Regions from separate parts of the Homo sapiens genome. Here all the other regions are linked to region 2. A link is a contact called in ENCODE Hi-C or POLR2A ChIA-PET data. All regions are on one chromosome and are shown on one strand. The core of a region is the stretch at or near the end of the contact, and the rest is flanking DNA. Distances in the headings are between cores, read along the strand shown.

Region 1 (3,957 bases), core at 1,342-3,841, 77 kb after region 2:
GCAAAGCTCTAGCTCACCCTGCTTTTATACTCCACAAAACATACACAGACGTACCCCTCACACTTATGGGATGTGCACATACACAGACAGGAACACCCAGGTGTATATGAGAGACCAGGTGTCTATGAGAGACATGTGAAGCCCCAAGGGACACAGTGTGCACATGTATGTACATGCAGAAACACAGAGACACCCATCCCCAAAGCAGCAGACATCACAAACACACATGATGAGTTCAGAACAAGAGCTCACAGGCCTCACGAGCTGCCTGCATACATCATATTTGTGGATTCAGACTCTGTTTCCCCACTGGGCCAGGGGCATAGTACCTACCACTGATCACCTGCCCAAAGAGCTCCTCCGGAGTATCTCCAAAAAAAGGGACGCAGCCCACCAGGAACTCATACAGGATAATGCCCATGGCCCACCAGTCCACTGGCTTCCCATAGCCCTGGCGCAGGATCACCTCAGGCGCAATGTATTCTGGGGTCCCGCATACCTGGGCACAGAAAAGCCAGGCTGGCTCAGCCTCCTGAGGCTGCTGACTGGCATGACAGCCGGAGATGGGGGATGCTCCCATCTCGAGCAGAAGAATCTCTGAATGAAGACTCAGCCCACCTTAGTTAATGAACAAGATCAACAGAAGCCCCAGGGAACAAGAGTCGGAACTGTCAGTAGGTATTTCCTAATTAACAAAAATGTCTCATTCTAGCCCGGAACTACCATCCCTTAAGCCCTCAACACCCACCTCTGGCATGTGATCCCACAATGGGCCTCTGCACTCCAGCCTCTAACAAAACAGACCCTATCAGTCATGTAACAACTACAGGGACCGGTGAACAGTCACAACCTGAAATGTCAAACCAGGGAACATCCAGAGGCTGCCTCTCAGGACACTGGGCCACAGCCCAATGGAAATTCAGAGCTGTGTTCCAAGAACCTCAGGCTCCAGGAGAGCCTTGCCCTTGATTCAGGCTGGGAGATTCAGGACTGATCTCATATGAAACTCTGTGCTAACAGTTATATGACCTATTTTCCCCAAACCCTGAGGAGGAAGATGACTTTGGATTTTATATCCATATGATTCTCAAGGCTCATCCTGTTTTCCAAATGTGCTACCTATCTCAGTGCCTCTCTGGAACCCAAAGGTAGAAAAGATAGGGGTTCCCAATCTTAACATCTAGCTACAAGGTAGGCATATGGCCCCAAGGCCTTATTCTAGGGCCTGGAATCTATGTATGTGTACACAAATGTAGAGATGGGGTCTCACTATGTTGCCCAGGCTGGCCTCAAGCGATCCTCCTGCCTCAGCCTCCCAAAGGGTTGGGATTACGGGCGTAAGACACTGCGCCAGGACAAGGGCCTAGAATTTAACCCCCAGTGTATCAACTACCCTTCCTTACCTGCTTGTCCAGGAATTCCCGGGCATCCTTTTCAATATGACCCTCATACAAGTTCGTTGTCAGACTCATGAGGCCAATTTTGGACAGTCCAAAGTCCGTGAGCTTGATGTGCCCCATGGATGTAATTAGGAGGCTGGAAGAACGAAGAAATAAAATTAAGAAGTTATTCCTGGTTTTCTGAGAGTACTGATTTTAGTATATGCCCAGTTTCCCCACTCAGGCTTCCATGGGGGTACTGTGAGACACAAGCTGGGTAGCTTCAGCTGGGGGGACAGGCAGGTGTGGACACGTAAATCGCTCTGGCTGTGTGAGTGCTGCATTCTGCACAAGCAACGAACCTGCCTTTTGCCCATTCCCACAACTCCATTTCTGCTTATTGCCCTAACTGTATTCTATGTTGGGGGCAGGAGTCATTCAGTTGAGGAACAGAGTTTCTTCTACAGAGCTGAGATCAGCCTCATCCTAAGGCAGCTGCTGGAGCCATTCCTAGTCCCCTCTCCCAATCTGAGTGGCCCATAATACTCCTGTTTCAGGGAGAGGGGCAGGGGGCACACATAATTTTGTTCCATGTCCATGGCTGGTCTTGGGAGGAGGGTTAGTTGGGAGAAACTAGAACTAAGATCCCTTTATATACTCTGCCTGAGCCACTCATTTTGTGCTGAAGGCTTTACCCTGCCACCCTTTTATTCTAATGATTCCCCAAATAGTACCTCTGGCTCTGACTTCCTTTTTGAGCTCCAGGCCTACCCAACTGCCCATGTGTCTTACAGGCTCCAGAAACTCAACCTGTCCAAAACAAAGTCATGCCTCCCAACTGGTTCCCCTCCTCAGTGAAAAACAATAATTTTGGTTATCTGTTGAGCTCTGTGCTAAGTGCTTTAAAAATATTCTGGCCCCTGAAATGTTTTCTAGAGTAACACATCAAAGGTAGGTGTAATTATTCCCTATATTAGAAAGGAGGAACGTGAGGGTCAGGGAAACTTTAATTAGTAGACTCAAACTCAGACTTAATAAGCAGAAGAGTGGCCATTTGAATTCAGGTCTGTCTTATGTCAAAGCCACTTTCTTCCACAGAGGCTTATCACCCTGCACCAGTCCCAAGCTGGAAATCTGGAACACATCCCAGCCTCTTCTGTTCCCTCACTTCCCTTCCTACCCCCACCCCAGCCTGATCCTCTTTCCTTTATACTTCCCCACACTACCCCTCTTCTTTCTATCCTGACTCCCTGTTCTGCTGCAGGCATTGCTGTCTTTCCCTGGTCTCGGTATCTCTTTGGCAGTGGTCTCAGTGTCTCTTTTCACCGGCAGAGTGAGCTTTCTAAACCTGAACCATAATCTGGGCATGCCATTCTATCATATCTTTGGTTAGCAGACCCTTCCAAGACTCTCTAGGCCCCTTTAGAATAAAACCCAAATATAACAAAAGGGCCCTTGATGAACTAGTTCCTGCCTCTCTCTCTAGCCTTTTCTCTTACTACTCTCTCACCATCTAAGCTGTCGCCATATTGCACTATTTGTAGTTCCTGAACAAGTGCTGTTCTCTTGCACCTGTGTGACTCTGCACATTCTGCTCTCCTGCTTTAGAAAGCAGGTCTTCCTTTTTCCACTTGACTAATACCCTCTGAGAAGAAGCCTATATACATATATTTCTGTCTCCCACTGTAGACTTAAGTTCTACATGCCAGGGACTACATTTAAAAACCCACAATATAGTGCTGGCACAGAGTAGATGTCAGTAAACGTCAGGACACTTGTTTAGCCATCTACTAGATGTGCTTATTCTTTTGTTCTTGCTTGGTTTCTTCAGTGGGGCTCCTCAATGACTCTTCCATGTCACCGAAGCCTTATAGTGTTCCAGCCAGACCTTGAGGCAATGATCTGCATCTGGGGTGGTCGGGGGGCTAGAGAACTAGGCCCAGATGGACACACACAGGAGCATGTTTTCCCGGTAGCCATCTGGATAGATTTAGAGCTACTGTGCTTGCCAACATTTTATCTGGAGACCCAAGAGGGAGACCCTGGACAAGGGACACAGACTGTGGACATACTTGTCAGGCTTGAGGTCACGGTGCACGATGCCATAGTTGTGTAAGTACTCCAGGGCCAGCACAGTTTCCGCAAAGTATAGACGCACCATGTCCACAGGCAGGGCCCCAATATTCTTCAGCAGAGTGGCACAGTCTCCCCCTGCAACAAGCCCAGGCTACCATGAGGAAAGGATTCAGTTCCCTGCTCTAGCTAGCCAGCTCCCATCTGGCAGTTTCTGAGGTCCCAGAGGAGACAGCTTCATGGAATATCCTGGTGCTGGAGACTCTGATTCTAGCCCCTTTGCTGCTGGCATGGGTGGGAGACAGGGTGATATGGTTTGGCTGTGTCCCCACCCATAGCTCATCTTGAATTGCAGCTCCCATAATTCCCATGTGTTGTGGGAAGGGACCTGGAGGGAGATAACTGAATCATGGAAGTGGGTCTTTCCCATGCTATTCTCGTGATAGTGAATAAGTCTCATGAGATCTGATGGTTATTTTTATTTATTTATTTTTTTGAGGCAAAG
Region 2 (4,395 bases), core at 1,057-3,556:
GACAGAGTCTCACTCTGTCACCCAGGCTGGAGTGCAGTGGCGTGATCTTGGCTTACCGTAACCTCCGCTTCCTGGGTTCAGTTCGAGCGATTCTCCTGCCTCAGCCTCCCAAGTAGCTAGGATTACAGGTGCAAGTCGCCATGTCAGCTAATTTTTGTATTTTTAGTAGAGACGGGGTTTCACCATGTTGGCCAGGTTGGTCTCGAACTTGACCTCGTGATCTGCCCTCCTCGGCCTCCCAAAGTTCTGGGATTACAGGTGTGAGCCACCGTGCCCAGCTGATGAGCTGTTTTTTAAACAATTCAGTATTACACCAGCTGGGATGATTACTGATCTCTCCATTCCTTCGGAGTGACTCTCCCATCAGGGGACAGGTTCCATTCTATTCCAATTTGAGTTGCTACATAAGTCCATACAGCAATAGAGAAAGTGGCTCCACTAGCTAATACAGCATTACTGTATTTGTCATGAAAATCAGGTGTATGTTTCTGGTGGCTCTGCCTTGCGATTGTTTGCAGAATGCTTTGAACTTGGAGATGACTTAGTGTGTGTTTTTTTTTTTTTTTTTTTTTTTTTGATGGAGTCTTACTCTGTCACCCAGGCTGGAGTGCAGTGGCGCAATCTTGGCTCACTGCAACCTCCACATCCCGGGTTCAAGTTCCCTGCCTTAGCTTCCTGAGTAGCTGGGATTACAGGCGCTTGCCACCATGCCCAGCTAATTTTTTTGTAATTTTTAGTAGAGACAGGGTTTCTCCATGTTGGTCAGGCTGGTCTCGAACTCCTGACCTCAAATGATCCACCTGCCTCAGCCTTCCAAAGTGCTGGGATTACAGGTGTGCGCCACTGTGCCTGGCCATTAGTGCATTTTCAACCAAGGGAAACATTGTGAAGGTGAAGATAGAACTGTGGTAATGCAACTGCTGCTTTGGTGCAAATTCTTATGATTGTAATCTGTCTCGTTTGTAGATGTTTCATTTAATGGATTATGGCTTCAAATGGGTATTTGATACTTTCTGATAGGATTTACATGGTAACTACACAGAATTAAATATTAGACAATTTAGTGAGCTATGAAAAGATAGCTTTAATAGGGAAAGCACTTTTTAAAAATAACTAAGCAAATCTTACCAAAACTGACTTGAAAAGAAGTTGAAAATCTTTTTAATTTTGTCACCATAAAAGAAATTTAATTAGTGATTTAAAAAATCTACCAGAACAATTCTAGGCCCGTACGATTTCCTTTTTTTTATCATTGCAGTTTTAAAAAACTTCATGTCCAGGCGTGGTGGCTCACGCCTGTAATCTCAACACTTTGGAAGTCCGAGGCGAGTGGATCACCTGAGGTCAGGAGTTTGAGACCAACCTGGCCAACATAGTGAAACTCTGCCTCTACTAAAAATACAAAAAAAACTAGCCAGGCATGGTGGTGCATCCTGTAATCCCAGCTATGCAGGAGGCTGAGGCAGGAGAATTGCTTGAACCCGGGGAGCAGAGGTTGCAGTGAGCTGAGATCACGTCACTTCACCCCAGCTTGGGCAAAAGAGTGAGACTCCATCTCAAAAAAACAACAAAAAAAAGACCTTCACATAATATAAAATATACCATCATGGCCGGGCGTGGTGGTTCATGCCTGTAATCCCAGCACTTTGGGAGGCCGAGGCAGGTGGATCACAAGGTCAGGAGTTTGAGACCAGCCTGGCCAACATGGTGAAACCCCATCTGTACTAAAAATACAAAAAATTAGCTGGGCGTGGTGGCAGGCACCTGTAATCCCAGCTACTTGGGAGGCTGAGGCAGGAGAATCACTTGAACCTGGGAGGTGGAGGTTGCAGTGAGCCGAGATCGTGCTATTGCACTTAAGCCTGGACAACAGTGCAAGACTCTGTCTGTAAATAAGTAAATAAATAAATAATACCATCATAAACTTTTTTTGAGGCGGAGTCTCGCTCTTGTTGCCCAGGCTAGAGTGCAGTAGCACGGTCTTGGCTCATGCAACCTCCACCTCCCGGGTTCAAACAATTCTCGTGCCTCAGCCTCCTGAGTAGCTGGGATTACAGGCACCTGCCACTGTGCCTGGCCAATTTTTTGTATTTTAGTAAAGACGGGGTTTCACCATGTTTCCCAGGCTGGTCTCCAACTCTGGAGCTCAGGCAGTCTGCCTTCACAAAGTGCTAGGATTACAGGTGTGAGTCACCGTGCCTGGCCCATCATAACCATTTTCAAGTGTATTGTTAAGTGATACTAAGCATATTAACATTGTTTTGAAGCAGATCTCCAGATTTCATCTTGCACATCTGAAACTCTGTACCCATTAAACAGTGACTCGTCGTTTCCCCTATCACGCAACCCCTGGTAACCAACCTTTACTTTGTTTCTATGATTTTGTCTACTTCAGTTACCTCGTATAAGTAAGTGGGATCATGCAATATTTGTCTTTGGCTTATTTCACTCAGTATAATGTCTTCAAGTTTCAGTTATATTGTAGCATATGAAAGGATTTTCTTCCTTTTTAAGGCTGAATAATATTCCCTTTATGTATATACCACATTTTGTTTATCCATTAATCTGTTGATAGACTTTGGGTTGCTTCCACCTCTTAGCTATTGTGAATGGTGCTCCTGTGAACATAGGTCTGCTACTATAATGTCTCTTTGAGACTCTGCTTTCAGGTTTTTTTTTTTTTTTTTTTTTTTTTTTTAAGATATATACCCAGAATAAGAAGGATTGCTGGATCATATGGTATTTTAAAAATTTTTTTTGAGGAACCTCCATACTGTTTTCCATAGCAGTTGCACCATTTTACAATCTCACCAACAGTGCTCAAGGGTTCCAGTTACTCCACTTCCTTACCAACACTCTTCTTTTCTTTCTTTTTTCTTTTAGTAGCCATCTTAATCCGGCCCATATAGATTTATAAATGAGTTCTACCAAACATTTATAGACAATCATAATTTCATATAAATTCTTCCTAAATCAAGAAAAAGAAGAAACATTCTCATTCTCATTTAAGTATTTAATGGGTTATTCTAAGATAAATACTGTATAAAAAGCTAAAGATAATTTGCTGATATATATGAAATAAGGTTGTTGGATCCAAGACCACTATACAGTTGGATTCCTTTATACAAGTAGCAGATAACAAATGTAATTTTTAAAAAGCTTTATTGAGATATAATTCACATACCATACAAATCACCAATTTTAAGTATACAATTCAGGCCGGGCGCTGTGGCTCACGCCTGTAATCCCAGCACTTTGGGAGGCCGAGGCGGGCGGATCACGAGGTCAGGAGATCGAGACCATCCTGGCTAACACGGTGAAACCCCGTCTCTACTAAAAATACAAAAAATTAGCCGGGCGAGGTGGTGGGCGCCTGTAGTCCCAGCTACTCGGGAGGCTGAGGCAGAAGAATGGCGTGAACCCCAGGGGGCGGAGCCTGCAGTGAGCCGAGATTGCGCCACTGCACTCCAGCCTGGGCGACAGCGAGACTCCGTCTCAAAAAAAAAAAAAAAAAAAAAAAAGTATACAATTCAATGTTTTGATACATTACATTGTTAATTTTTTAAAGTTATAAAATACGAATGACAAAATTTTTCATTTTAACTGTTTGAAGTGTACAATTCAGTGGCATTAATTACTTTTACAGTGTTGTGCAGCTGTATTCATCTTCCATATAGAAACTCTATAACCATTAAGCAATAACTCCCTCATTCTCCCTTCACTTTCAGCTCCTGGTAAATTCTGTTCAACTTCCTGTATGAATTTGCCTATTCTAGATATTTCATGTAAATTGAATCATACAATATTTGTCCTTTTGTGTCTTCTTATTTCATTTAGCATAATGTTGGTGTTCATCCATATTGCGGCATGTATCAGAACGTTACTCATTTTTATGGCTGAATAATACCGCATTGTACATATAGACCACATTTTGTTTATTCAGTCATCTGTTGGTGGACATTTGGGTTTTTTTTGTGTTGTTGTTTGTTTGCTTCTTTGAAACAGAGTCTTGCTGTGTTGCAAGGCTGGAGTGCAGTGGCGTGGTCTGGGCTCACTGCAACCTCCGCCTCCAGGTTCAAGCGATTCTCCTGCCTCAGCCTCCCTCAGCCTCCCGAGTAGCTGTGACTACAGGCGCATGCCACCACACCCAGTTACTTTTTTTGTATTTTTAGTAGAGATGGGGTTTCACCATGTTGGTGAGGATGGTCTCCATCTCTTGACCTTGTGATCCGCCCACCTCAGCCTCCCAAAGTGCTGGGATTACAGGCGTGAGCCACCACGCCCAGCGCACTTGGGATGTTTTTACAAATTTTTTTTTTTTTTTTTTTTTGAGACGGAGTCTTGCTTTGTTTCCCAGGCTGGAGTGCAGTGGTGTGATCTCAGCTTGCTGCAACC
Region 3 (4,415 bases), core at 813-3,312, 73 kb before region 2:
AAGAGTAGAGGCTGGAGGAGGGGATGGGGGAAAGATGAGGTTTGTGAGGGTGGTACTAAGGGTGCCACAGAGTCCTCCACAAACAGAAAGGAGGATGAAGTTGGGAAGGGGGCATTTGAGGAGCAGAGTAAGGGGGAAAGGAAGAAGGGACTGAGGAGTGGAAGGAGAAGGAGAAGGTCTATTTTTTTTTTTTTTGACAGAATCTCACTCTGTTGCCCAGGCTGGAATGCAGTGGCGCAATCTTGGCTCACTGCAACCTCCGCCTCCCAGTTTCAAGCGATTCTCCTGCCTCAGCCTCCTGAGTAGCTGGTATTATAGGTGCACACCACCACACCCAGCTAATTTTTGTATTTTTAGTAGAGACAGGGTTTCACCATGTTGACCAGGCTGCTCTCGAGCTCCTGACCTCAAGTCATCCACCCACCTCGGGCTCCCAAAGTGCTGGGATTACAGGCGTGAGCCACCGCACCTGGAACCTTTCTGTTTCATTCTCAGGAAGAATTGGGACCAGATTACATTCATCTATGGCCCTGGTGCTTGGCACATAAGAAGTTGTCAGTGAACATTTCCTGAGTGAATGAGTGCAGAATAATGAGAGTTAAGTGCTCTGGGTTTTGGATCTTGATCATCATGGATTTGCTTCCTGCCTGCCTCTAATTGTGTGACTTCACCTCACTGAGCCCCAGTTTCCTTATACAGTGGATCCTCCTTATTCACAGATTCCATACCTGTGAATTTGCCTGCTTACTGAAATTTATTTGTAATTCCCAAACCAGTACTTGTGGTACTTTTGCAGTCATTCATGGACATGAGCAGAAAGGCAAAAAATTTCAGCCGTCCAACACACGTATTTCCAGCTGAGGTCTGTTGAGCAAGAGGACTCTCTGTCTTCTTATTTCAGTTTTCATAGAGTAAACAAATGTGCTTTTTGGTGGTCTATTTAGTGACGCATATTCTCACATTTTTTGGTGTTTTTTGCTGGTGATTTTACTGTCTAAAATGGTCCCCAGTTGTAGTGCTGAAGTGCTCTCTAGTCTTTCTAAGTGCAAGAAGGCTGTGATGTGCCTTATAGGGGAAATATGTGCTTTAGATAAGTTTCATTCAGGCACAAGTTATAATGCTGTTGGCTGTGAGTTCAATGTCAATGACTCAAATATAGATAGATAGTTAGATAGATAGATAGATAGATAGATAGATATATTTTTTTTTTTTTTGAGACAGAGTTTCACTCTTGTTGCCCAGGCTGGAGTGCAATGGTGCAATCTGGGCTCACTGCAATCTCCACCTCCTGGGTTCAAGCTATTCTCCTGTCTCAGCCTCCTGAGTAGCTGGGACTACAGGCACCCACCACCACACCCAGCTAATTTTTGTATTTTTAGTAGAGATGGGGTTTTGCCATGTTAACCAGGCTAGTCTTGAACTCCTGACCTCAGGTGATCTGCCCACCTCGGCCTCCCAAAGTGCTGGGATTACAGGCTTGAGCCACCATGCCTGGCCAACAATATATATTAAATAAGGTGTCTCCACACATAAAATCAGGTTATATGTATAGATCAGTTGACAAAAATATTGTGACCAGAGGGTTTCAGGAACCTAACCTTGCATTTACCCTTTGTTCAGTATTTAGTGTTTGTGGCGACTTTATAGAACATTACTGGGAATAATGAGAATTGACTGTATATAAATAGGTATAATGATGGCATATCCTTGTAAAGTAGCTGAGATTAAATGAGATAACGTTGGTAAAGTGCTCAGCACAGTGTCTGGCACGTAGTAAGTGCTCAAAAAACATTGTTAATATTGTTACTATATGGATAAGTGAGAAAGTGAGGAAGTGAGTTCCGCCTCTAGGGCCTCTTTTCCCAAGGGGCCAAACTGAGGCTGTCTGGCTCTTGGGCTGGCTTTTAGGCCAGACCCAATAAAGAAGATTGTGAAGGAGCCTGACCCATGAGGAGGGGCCAGGGCCCACGACTTGTAATAAAGGGCCCTGCCCTTATGCAGACTTTGTATGTCATAGAGGCCTCAGCTACCCTGGCCAACAGCACCCCCCAGGCACACTGCAGAAGCTCCCTGTGCCCATGGGGCCATCTCGGCTTGTCCGTGGCCCTCGGCCCCAGGGCATGCGTTCCCCCTACCGCAGGCCAGGTATGGGCTGGCCCAGGCCCCGATTTCCCAGGATGTTCAAGTGTAGCCGCAGAAGATATCAACAGGGTCTCCGAGGTCGAACTGCCAGCAGTGCAGCCATCAATCCTGCCACCAGGGCCATGGGTATCAACAACACCCACACTGACACCACCATAGTGTGGATCTTCCCACCTCAAGGTTAGCCAGGGGGCCTGTGAGCCAGGGTGGGGTTTTAAAAAACAGAGCCACTAGGCTGGGTGCGGTGGCTCATGCCTGTAATCCCGGCACTTTGGGAGGCCAAGGCGGGCAGATCACAAGGTCAGGAGATCGAGACCATCCTGGCTAACACGGTGAAATCCCATCTCTACTAAAAATACAAAAAAAAATTAGCCGGGCGTGGTGGCACACGCCTTTAGTCCCAGCTACTTGGGAGGCTGAGGCAGGAGAATTGCTTGAACCCGGGAGGCAGAGGTTGCAGTGAGCCAAGATCGCGCCACTGCACTCCAGCCTGGGTGACAGAGCTAGACTCTGTCTCAAGAAAAAAAAAAAAAAACCAGAGCCAGTGAAGATTTCCCTACCTGGTTCTGTTTAGGCACGCCAAAGGATGATCTCTGTGAAATAGCACCCCTACATATATGGGGGACTCCTGATGGCAGGCACCCCAAAGTGCTGACAGCCTTAATGGAGGATGGATTGGCTGGAAGCAGAGGGTTTGGGGAGGGGCTGAATCCAAGAGGCAGGGAACTTCCAGAACTGCTTCCTTCCTCAAACTCTTCCCTCTCCTTCCTCTCCTCAGTTCTCAGACATCTCAGGCAACCTGGGATTTTTCTGATCCTCTAGAAGTGCCCAGAAGCTAGCCCAGAAGCTTGGTTTGCCCTGGACCTGCATCTCCTAGGGGCCGTGTGGGTGGTGAACAACAAATACAGTCATTCTGCTCAAACTGCCTTATTCCACACAGAGGTGTTAACCAGCTGACTATGCAGGGCGTGAGGGGAGGGTTATGGCTGAATACTTACAGGGAAAGGCTTCAGTGACCGCAGCAGGGATCATAGTTTAAGACAGCAGGAGGACAGGACAAGGTCAGCAACATAGACCATCTTTGGTCTCAGCTCTTGATCTGCCCCATGAAGTAGGGGCTCTCTTGCCTTACACTCCTAACTGCACAGGGAGAAGGGTCTCTGTAAACATCTTGGAAGGTATTGGGAGGCACAGATCAGAGAGGGATAGGATGAAAGACTGAACCCTGAGAGTACACAAGTATGAGGTGGATGTGAGGTGGATGTGCCTCTGTGTGCCTGTGATGGTCAGCGTGTAGGTGTAGCTGCTGGTGTGTGTGTCTGAGGCCGGGAGAATAGGAGTATCAGTAGATGTGGCTGAATGTGCCTTTGTGATTTAATGTGCCTCTGTGACTGACTGTGAGTGTCAAGGAGCGTTTGTGAGGGTATGGGTGTGCCGGAGAGGACATCAGCCCTGGTAAGAAAAGTGAAGGTCAGGAGGGGGATGGGGAACAGCCTAAAGGAGGAGAACATGGAGAAGGGTGAGATTCTGAGAAAGGCATACTACCTTCGGCCCTTCAACCATTCTCTGAGGTCAGTGTTTTCCAGAACTGGCAGCTGAGCTGGGGTGCTTAGGGGTGGGGCAAGACTGAGTTTGAGCCCAGAAAGTAGGGAGGGTGCTAAGCTCTCTGGCCTGGGGATTTTCCATTTGGATTTCTGAGTGTGTGCTCATGTGTCACTGGCTGTAACCGGGTTTCTGTGGGGTTGTGTCTTAGTCGCTGGGAACATTTTGTAGGACTCTGTCTCGAATATGTTGCATCATGCATGGGCTAATACGTGTTGCACCGGTCCGAGATCTGGCTGCATTTCCAGGCTACCTTCCCAAGGGGCTAGGGAAGGGAGTGAACCCTGAGACCTTTGGTGGCCTGGCCCCCTGGGGTTCAGGAAGTGTGGCTAATGTCCTTTGCTGCCTGTGAAGGGAAAGTGAATTGTGCTTATGTCTATCTACCCCAACTCTTGCCAGAGACTGGGACCCTGAGGGGGGTTGAGGCAGAGAATTCACTGACACACCATGCCCAGACGGTGCTGGGCTCCTCAGGTTATGGGATGGGGGTTGCTGAACATCAGTCAAAGCTAGAAGGTGCTTGGGCCATGCTCAAGGGCCCAAGAGGGGCCATACATATAAAGATACATGACACAGTTCACAAACACATGCAGACATGTAAATATAAGTGAACTCATAGACACATACTGCAACAACCACACACATGCATGCAAGCACATACTATAAGCAGA

The links. A loop is a pair of places that touch in the nucleus more often than their neighbours do. ChIA-PET counts read pairs that join two places held with the same protein, here RNA polymerase II (POLR2A). Pooled maps may share reads with other maps.
Region 1: POLR2A ChIA-PET joins it to region 2 with 11 read pairs in activated CD4-positive, alpha-beta T cell. The contact joins two enhancer-like sites. A Hi-C loop is called at or near these places in 1 of 50 pooled maps. POLR2A ChIA-PET finds 5 or more read pairs at or near these places in 2 of 52 experiments (H1 and activated CD4-positive, alpha-beta T cell).
Region 3: a map of PC-3 shows a loop between it and region 2 (7-fold over the local background). The contact joins the promoter of P3R3URF-PIK3R3 here to the enhancer-like site in region 2. A Hi-C loop is called at or near these places in 5 of 168 maps with a recorded cell type or tissue (PC-3, heart right ventricle, left cardiac atrium and 1 more), 1 of 37 single-sample maps with no recorded cell type and 3 of 50 pooled maps. POLR2A ChIA-PET finds 5 or more read pairs at or near these places in 4 of 52 experiments (K562, PC-3, Panc1 and 1 more).

The regions. Positions count from the first base shown.
Region 1 is chr1:46,025,310-46,029,266 of GRCh38, reverse strand. MAST2 (microtubule associated serine/threonine kinase 2) reads right to left here. Exons shown (of 29, transcript NM_015112.3): 16 at 3,452-3,590; 17 at 1,404-1,536; 18 at 334-499. Among named protein-coding and RNA genes, the nearest start is that of PIK3R3, 110 kb to the left of the region's middle. Within about 2 kb of position 2,591, at least 2 of the 41 ENCODE cell types and tissues checked have a DNase peak (open chromatin) inside an H3K27ac peak, as active enhancers do.
Region 2 is chr1:46,101,107-46,105,501 of GRCh38, reverse strand. All of the region lies in intron 1 of P3R3URF-PIK3R3 (P3R3URF-PIK3R3 readthrough), which reads left to right. The region is part of intron 1 of PIK3R3 (phosphoinositide-3-kinase regulatory subunit 3); the gene reads left to right. It also overlaps the pseudogene COX7BP4. Among named protein-coding and RNA genes, the nearest start is that of PIK3R3, 29 kb to the left of the region's middle. Within about 2 kb of position 2,306, at least 2 of the 41 ENCODE cell types and tissues checked have a DNase peak (open chromatin) inside an H3K27ac peak, as active enhancers do; they include PC-3, where a contact is called at or near this core.
Region 3 is chr1:46,174,135-46,178,549 of GRCh38, reverse strand. P3R3URF-PIK3R3 (P3R3URF-PIK3R3 readthrough) reads left to right here and starts at 2,062. Exons shown (of 10, transcript NM_001303427.2): 1 at 2,062-2,322. The coding sequence starts at 2,079. It overlaps TSPAN1 (tetraspanin 1), which reads right to left and starts at 3,463. Exons shown (of 9, transcript NM_005727.4): 1 at 3,141-3,463. P3R3URF (PIK3R3 upstream open reading frame) reads left to right here and starts at 2,062. Exons shown (of 2, transcript NM_001328655.2): 1 at 2,062-2,322; 2 at 2,921-3,064. The coding sequence starts at 2,079. The coding sequence ends at 2,964. It also overlaps a transcript of PIK3R3 not described here.